2 separate regions of the Homo sapiens genome follow, and region 2 is linked to region 1. A link is a contact called in ENCODE Hi-C or POLR2A ChIA-PET data. All regions are on one chromosome and are shown on one strand. The core of a region is the stretch at or near the end of the contact, and the rest is flanking DNA. Distances in the headings are between cores, read along the strand shown. Region 1 has its middle 47 kb from the start of LINC01871. Region 2 holds the start of LINC01871 (long intergenic non-protein coding RNA 1871).

What was found. Hi-C counts contacts between places; a loop is a spot of excess contacts on that map. ChIA-PET counts read pairs that join two places held with the same protein, here RNA polymerase II (POLR2A). Pooled maps may share reads with other maps.
Region 2: a loop to region 1 is called in a map of ovary, with 6 times the contacts of the local background. The contact joins the promoter of LINC01871 here to the enhancer-like site in region 1. A Hi-C loop is called at or near these places in 3 of 168 maps with a recorded cell type or tissue (GM12878, naive thymus-derived CD4-positive, alpha-beta T cell and ovary), 2 of 37 single-sample maps with no recorded cell type and 11 of 50 pooled maps. POLR2A ChIA-PET finds 5 or more read pairs at or near these places in 4 of 52 experiments (GM12878, OCI-LY7, activated CD4-positive, alpha-beta T cell and 1 more).

What each region holds. Positions count from the first base shown.
Region 1 is chr2:7,771,124-7,775,123 of GRCh38, reverse strand. No RefSeq gene overlaps it. Among named protein-coding and RNA genes, the nearest start is that of LINC01871, 47 kb to the right of the region's middle. RefSeq lists an enhancer at 1,373-1,422. Within about 2 kb of position 1,528, at least 4 of the 41 ENCODE cell types and tissues checked have a DNase peak (open chromatin) inside an H3K27ac peak, as active enhancers do.
Region 2 is chr2:7,723,782-7,727,269 of GRCh38, reverse strand. LINC01871 (long intergenic non-protein coding RNA 1871) reads right to left here and starts at 1,491. Exons shown (of 2, transcript NR_183384.1): 1 at 1,417-1,491.

The DNA.
Region 1 (4,000 bases), core at 279-2,778:
TGGAATTTTCCTATGAAGGAAGAAAAAGTGTGGAGGTTAAGAGCTGGCTAAAATGACATTGGATCAATTAACAATGAGTCCAAAGACTCAACGCAAGACAGACAATAACAATTCAAGTTCGTTCTTTTCATGGAAAGGAACTTGATAAGATTTCTTGTGGAATTTTTTATTTTATATACTTGTCACACTGAAAATTTAATATGTATTTTTCTAGCTGTTTAATATCTGATGCTCCTATTAGATTCAATTTCCAGAAGGCAGGCCCCTGATTGTTTTGCTCACCTGAGCAATGTCTCTTCAGCACCCAGCGCAGGCCCCATGAGCACAAGTACTCACAGAATAGAGAAACGAAGGCATGCCCAGCACCCTAGAGGAAGGACTGTCATAAAGAAAGAAAGAAAGAAAGTCACATTTCTGAGAACTACTGTGTGCATGTGTGCATCAGAGTGTCCTAATGTCAAATCACCTCTGTTGAGTCCCTCATAGGGTAAAACTTTCAGGGAGGGCCAGGATGTCTGCAGAAACGTTTCAGGTCCACATTTCTCCAAAGATAGAATGCACAGCTTTTAGAGACAGCTGACCTTCCATTGCTAGGGGCTTCTTAGTGGAAGTGTGCTGGAGACCATGGCTGGGGAACTGGGCTCAGTGAATTGCCATATCCTTTTCTAAACAAATGATTTTAGAATTTTATGACCAGGTGTTACCATAGTAAGACCTGCTCAGTAAAAAAACAAACAAACAAACAAACAAAAACAAAAAACACTATAGGGCTCTATCCAAGGTGCTTGTCTAACTCTCTAACCCCAGTTTCAATTTCTCGCCCTTAGGGGCAAATTGGCAGGTTGTCCCCTGCTCCTCCTGGCCCACACAGCCTTGCTTATTTGTCTCTGTGTGATTTCCTTCTGAGGTATGGCCTCAACATTCCTCTCAACATAGAGTCTGGAGAGCCACATCTGTAGACCTGTCTGGGCTCATGGGAAGTTGACTTGCGCTGTGAAGCTCTTGTAGGGCCACCTGCCACACCCCTCTGATGACAGGGGTCACTCACTGGGCTTGAATCTTCCCTTTATTTCTAAATTCACTTTTTTCTTCTCATTTGTCTGCATTTCCTTTTCTTCTATTGTCATGGTTCTCAGACTTGCAGGTGCTTCAGATCACCTTTGGCACTTGTTAAAACACAGCTTGCTGGGCCCCAGCACCAGAGTTTCTGATTCAGTAGGGAATTTGCATTTCTAACAGATTCTAGGTGATGCTGCTGTGGCTGGCCAGGGGGGCCCGCCTTGAGAGCCACTGCTGTGCTGTGACCCAGGGTGTAAGAGAGAAGCACCTACTGACCATGGACCCATGGCCAGGAACTCCGCATGGAAAAGGACAGCAGGGGTAGCCGCCCACAGGGAAGAAGCGAGCTGCTGCCAAGTGAAACCTGTGGCCAGCCCCACCTTTCTTAGCAATTCAAGCTCTGAATCAAAGTTCAGGCCAACCTTGGGAATTGTGGTTTTTAGCAACTTTGCTGAAACCAAAAACATTGCCCAACTTGAAGTGTCAAAAGCCTGCATCAAGCACTGGCTCTTCCTCTTTTCTTCCGTAGGAGCCTCCACTCCTCCGTATATGAAAGTTTCAACTGCTGTCGTCCTGAGGGTTTGGCAAGGAGGGACATTCCACAGTTGTGAGATGACTGTGTTCTAGAGAGTTGACAATGCGGCATTTGTGTGTGTGGCGACTTCCTCCATAGAAAAACTCCAGAGAGCCTCCCTTCCGATGCTGCTGATACCCTTCCTTCCCAAGGTTCAGAATCAGGGAGTCCATTTGAGCAGAATCTTAAACAATATCACACACTTATGGAGCCACATCAAGCTGGGACATGCCACTGGGTCTAGAAAAAAATTTTGAGAAAGTATTGCTGTCATAAAGCTGATGTGTTTTGCTGTGTTAGAAGGCAAGATAATCTTGCAGAGACACAGAACCAGATAATTCCTTTTAAAGCAAGGTCATGAATAATATATATAGATAGCCATAGTCGCTGAGGGAAGATAGCAGAAGAAATAAATAGAAGAGCTTTAAAAATTGGAAAGAACTTCATAAGAACAGCAATCTGGGGCCAGTCTTGGGGGAAATTTACTCTTGCAATCTAAAATGTCTGAGGGTAGTATTAGGCATGCTGTAGTGGATGTAATGTTCCAAATTCATGTGGGTCACCTTGAATTATAAGCAGAAGGCTCAACTAGGTTCACTATTCTCAATTTGAGAAGGCAAAGACATGCATACTCCATTCTATTAAGATTTCTACAAAACTAGAGAGGGGAGTATGGCTTAGCGATTAAAAGCCAAGAGTGTAGAGCCAGGCTGCCTGGATTTGAATACCAGTTCTTCCACCTACCAGCCATGTAATTCTAGGTAATCTATTGGATGTCTCTGAGCCTCAGTATTGTCATCAGTAAAATGGAAAAATGATAGTTCCTACTTTATGTCGTTTTTAGGAAGACAAAAAGCTTCAATATATGTAAAGTGCTTTGAATGGCACATATTACAACGTTGTTTATTAAATATCTGCTATAGTAGTTAATGAAGTACTGTAGTTATTTGTTAAATAAATACTCGAAGTTGAATTTTAGATGGGTCATGCTTTTAGCCATAACATTCTGTTATGGAGAGAATTCCTATGCTGTGGGAGCTCCATATTTTCTGAAACTGGTAGGAAATCAGAAGTCTTGGCTGTTATCCTCTAAGTAGAGAGAACATGGGCCTTGGAGTCCAACAGGTTTAGGTGCAAATCCTGGCTGTGCCAGTTCCAGTTCGATGACCCTGGGCAAGACGACCACCCTCAGTGAACTTCAGTCTTGTACTCTCTGACATAAATGTCAATGATTTAATTAAAGCACCTGATAAAATTTGAAATATTCACGAAGCCATCTCTAAGTGGGGGCTCATGTCAGTGTGGGTGGCAGGCAAAAGGAGTTATTACTGTAAGCTGAGGAAAGCATGGCAAAGCAATACATGCTGAGAAGCCTGAGGTGTGAACGGGGAAGGGCCCAGGGCTGAAAATCACCCGGACGACATCTGCTTTGCCCTCCTCCTCTCCAGGTGTGGCATTGGTGAGAGCACCCACTGCATGGATGCTGACCACCTGCCTGGCAGCCTCTCAGCACATTCCAGTCTGTTTTGTGAAATCAGGTGCAGATAAAAGCCATACTGAGAAAGCACCCAGAGGCCTGAGCTTTTGCCCCATCGTTGACTTAACTGACTGTGAACTTGGGCAAGTCACTTTTCTTTTCTGATGTTCTTTTATTCTGTCTGCAAAATAGCATGCCTGAGGCCCGTTCTTGTTCCAAGCCTGCTAAAATCAATTGCCCTGCCCAACAAGGCTGTGCATGAGCTTTAATTGCTCTGGGGTGTGCTGCATTGTTCTTACCTAGCTTTGTTTGTCTATGTGCTGGCTTAATGAATCTTCATCATGTAGCCTCTTCAGTTTTCTAGCCTTTGTATTTATGTCCATCAGCCCTTGCCATGGAAGGCCAGCACCTGGCCACATCGTCCTCCCTCTGTCCAAATCTCATGTCCCTTCGCCAGTTCCCTGAGTGCTGTCATCAAGGGACAGTTTAGAATTTCAAAATACTTTAGACAACAAAGGAAAACTAGGATATGGCAAAATCACATCTAACAAATATATTTCTAAAGGGTGTGTGAAGGAAAACCCAAAGGTTAGGTTAGAAATTTTAAGCCTTATTTCATCATTATTTGCACCTTATCTTCATCATCCATAGGATGGGGACAAACAAAAGCAATCTAGCAGAGTGATCTGTACAGTAAGGTCGCTAACTTGTGGTTTTTGAGTATAGTGACTTTTGCGATTGAGTTGATCATTTTATTATTTTCTTTATATGTTTTTACTTTTCTTAGTTAATGTCAATATAGATTATAAGACAAAGTGAGCTTTGGAATATCTCACAGGAATTATTGCAGTGTGGAGGCTATGGAGGGGTAGAACCTGACAGAGGGCTTG
Region 2 (3,488 bases), core at 242-2,741, 48 kb after region 1:
GCCCAGCAACCACTAGACACAGTTCCTGCCCCACTGTGCTCACCCCACCTGAACTAACCAAATTATTCTGGCATAACCATGTTAGAAAAGGACTCTTGGGGACTGCTACGGGACAGCCAAGGTGGCTCAGGGGTGCTAGACAATGTGCATCTCAACATGCTTCACAAATGATTGCTTATGTTTAATAGTACATGCTCACGTGCATGCTATAATGGCTATCATTTTACACATCGTAGCTCACTCTGCACAAATAACTCTAAGAGATTTTTCCTCTTGTTTCAGAGACATAGAGAGATTAAGGAACATGCCCAAGTGCAATATGGTTAGGGAGTGGTGAAGCTAGGCTGCAAATCTGGCTCTTTTTGGCCCTGCACTTTAGGCTTTAATTCTGCCAAGCCAAAATGCCAACACAAACTGTCACACTCCATCTACCATCTTTTTTTTTTTTTTTTTTTCTGAGACAGAGTCTCGCTCTGTCCTCCAGGCTGGAGTGTGATCTTGGCTCAGTGTAACCTCTGCCTCCCGGGTTCAAGCAATTCTCCTGCCTCAGCCTCCCGAGTAGCTGGGATTACAGGTGCCCACCACCATGCCTGGCTAACTTTTATATTTTTAGTAGAGACAGGGTTTCACCATGTTGGTCAGGCTGGTCTCGAACTCCTGACCTCGGGTGATCCACCCACTTCGGCCTCCAAAGTGCTGGGATTACAGGCATCAGCCACTGTTCTTGGCCCCATTTATCACCTTAGCTCTGAGACCGGCCTCCAAGAGGGGTTCCCTGTGGAGTAAGATGTGCACATTCTACTTATTCTCTCTTCTAGGTCAAGTGAGAAAATGTACTTGAAATCACTTTGTAAGCTATAAGGTACTCTATAGAGAGTACCTTATATATATACATGTATAAATGTACACATATCTATACACATAAGTACAACTATATTGCTCACAATTCACAAGAAATGTGTGATTCATGTTAAATATTCAACATGTCGAATGTATTGGGGTTGTCTATCTTGATATAGATACTTGTTCACAAGCTATTAGTATGCCCTATTGACATTTCATACAAATAAACACAATACACACACACACACACACACACACCCATGTTGCTCTTCCCTCTTGGGAATGTTTGCTCAAGAGGCTGAGGCTGAAGTTGGCCTCCTGCTATGTCTGAGAGCAGCCCTTGCATAGGTGTGAGTGTGCACAGGAATTTATTTTCTAACCAAGGGAGAAATTGACAAAGTGAATAGAAAAACCACAAAAGCAGCTAAGTTAGATTTGGGTTCAAAAAAAGAATGCAGACAGAAAAGGAAGACTGTGAGGGGAGAGTTGATAGGTGGTTTAAGGAATGTCTGGCGAGAGGCAAGGAATAGAGTAAAGAAGAGAAAAAGTAATAAAAATAACTGCAACACTCACCTCTGAGAACAAATGACTGTAGTTGCTGCATGCTTAACGTCCCCATCTTATGAAGCACCACACATCAGCAGAAATGAGATACACAGCAGGGAGGTGTTAGAAATCTGGTTTTGCAGATGATTTTGTCAAATCACCTACAGCTTTGCTCAAACCAGTTCCAAAGGCTTTAACCACATGGTTTGCTTGTGTGCACCTATTTCCTGAGTTGCTCTAAATTGCATGACTTGGGGTGTAATGGCAATTCTTTGGGTTTTTGTGGCTCCATTTCTATGAGACACATGATTAGAAATCCTGTTTGCTTTTTGCTTGTCAAGCCTTAATCAGCTACCACGCTGGGCTTGTGTGAGGGCCCTGATAATCAGCCTGCTTTATGGAGAAGGCAGAGTGGAAACAGGACAGGAGACTTCCCATGGCACGGATACAGAAACGCAGCTTTCTTCGGGTTCTCCTTAAACTCGGAAAGTATCTCTTGTCTGAAAAATTTAAGTCACAATCTCTAATTAATTAGCTAACTAGCTCCCCCTCTTGAAACGTCTTTCAGATAAAAACTGCATAATGCTGCAAAGCAATGGCCTAAAATCAGACTAATCTACGTCTACGGCAGTCCTTAGGATCCATTGTGTCAGAAAAATACATAGAAATGTCTTAAAATCTGCCCAAACACAAAAACTGTAACTGTGCTATTACTTTCGTTGGGTTTATACCTTTCAAATCATCTTTTTTCCTTAAAGGTATTTTGACACAGCTTAAAAAAGAAAGGCACCAAAAGCCTTAGCCTGTACAGCGAGCTATAAAATTGCTGCGAGCTTAAACAGTCAAGGTAGGAAAAATGGCAAAAGTTATGTCCCCAACAAATAAGCTTGTGCTTTTGTCATAAATGAAGACTCTTAAAATGTGATGCCACCCCATGACTTATTTTGTATTATCTTATTTTTGTTTTGCTCCAGTCATTCTCTCCCTTTATCTTACATCAAAAACAAGAAAAGTTTTGCCTATGTCTACAACTTAAGTGAGGAACCTATTATGTGATTATGATATAAAATTCAGAGCCAGTGATAGGCCGTCGTGTGGTGTAAACATTTCAGAGGATAAGAATAATAGCAAAGAACTAAATTGAAATGTAATCCGTGCTGAGATACTGTAACAAAGTCTCGTAATCTCTTTAAGCCAGCTGTTCTCAACTTTGGCTGCCTATTTGAATCTTGCAGAGATCTTAAATCCTTCTTGATGCCTGGGTCTCACCCTCCAGGGATTCCGATTTCATTTGTCTAGGTTGTGACCTAGTGTCATGGGTTTTAACAGCTCCCCAGGTGATTCAAATATGTGGCCACGATTGAGAGCCCTCTTGTCAGCTGACTGTACTGTATACACGGATCTCTGACAGTAAAGGTCATCACCTGGTTCCCTGATTTGTTCTGGTCTTATTTGTGTGCCAATGGCTCTTTCTTGGACTTCAGAGTTTTATCTGCACAGATGATTCTGATACTGCTTCTGGGACTGCTGACCCAGTGTGGGCACTTGGTCATGACAGCTTTTTGACCCTATGCTGGTCTACAGGTGGCTAGGGCCCCTGTAACAAAGTATGAAGACTGGGTGGCTAAACAGTAGAAATGTATTGTCTCATAGTTCTGGAGGCTGGAAGCCCGAGATCGAAATGTCTGCGGAGTTGGTTCCCTCTGTGGCCTCTCTCTTGCTTGCAGGCAGTTCCTTTGCCCTGTTTCCCTACATGGTCTTCCCCCTGGCGTGTCTGTGTTCTAATCTCCTTTTATAAACACACAGGTGAGATTGGATTAGGCCCACCCATATGACCAAATTTTAATTCAGCAACCTCTTTGAAGGCCCTGTCTCCACAGGCACATTTTGAGATATTGGATGTTAGGGTTTCAACATATGAACGTGGGGGTACAGAATTCAGCCCTTAACAGCCAAGAGGATGTCTGCACTAGCAACATGCATGCCTTTGTCATAGCTCTGCTCCAACTATGAGTTGGGAAAATGTCAGAGATAATCGGAGTGCACAAACTATTCTCAACCATCTTCCTGGGCTTGCTTTATCAGTCAAAGTAGCAGCC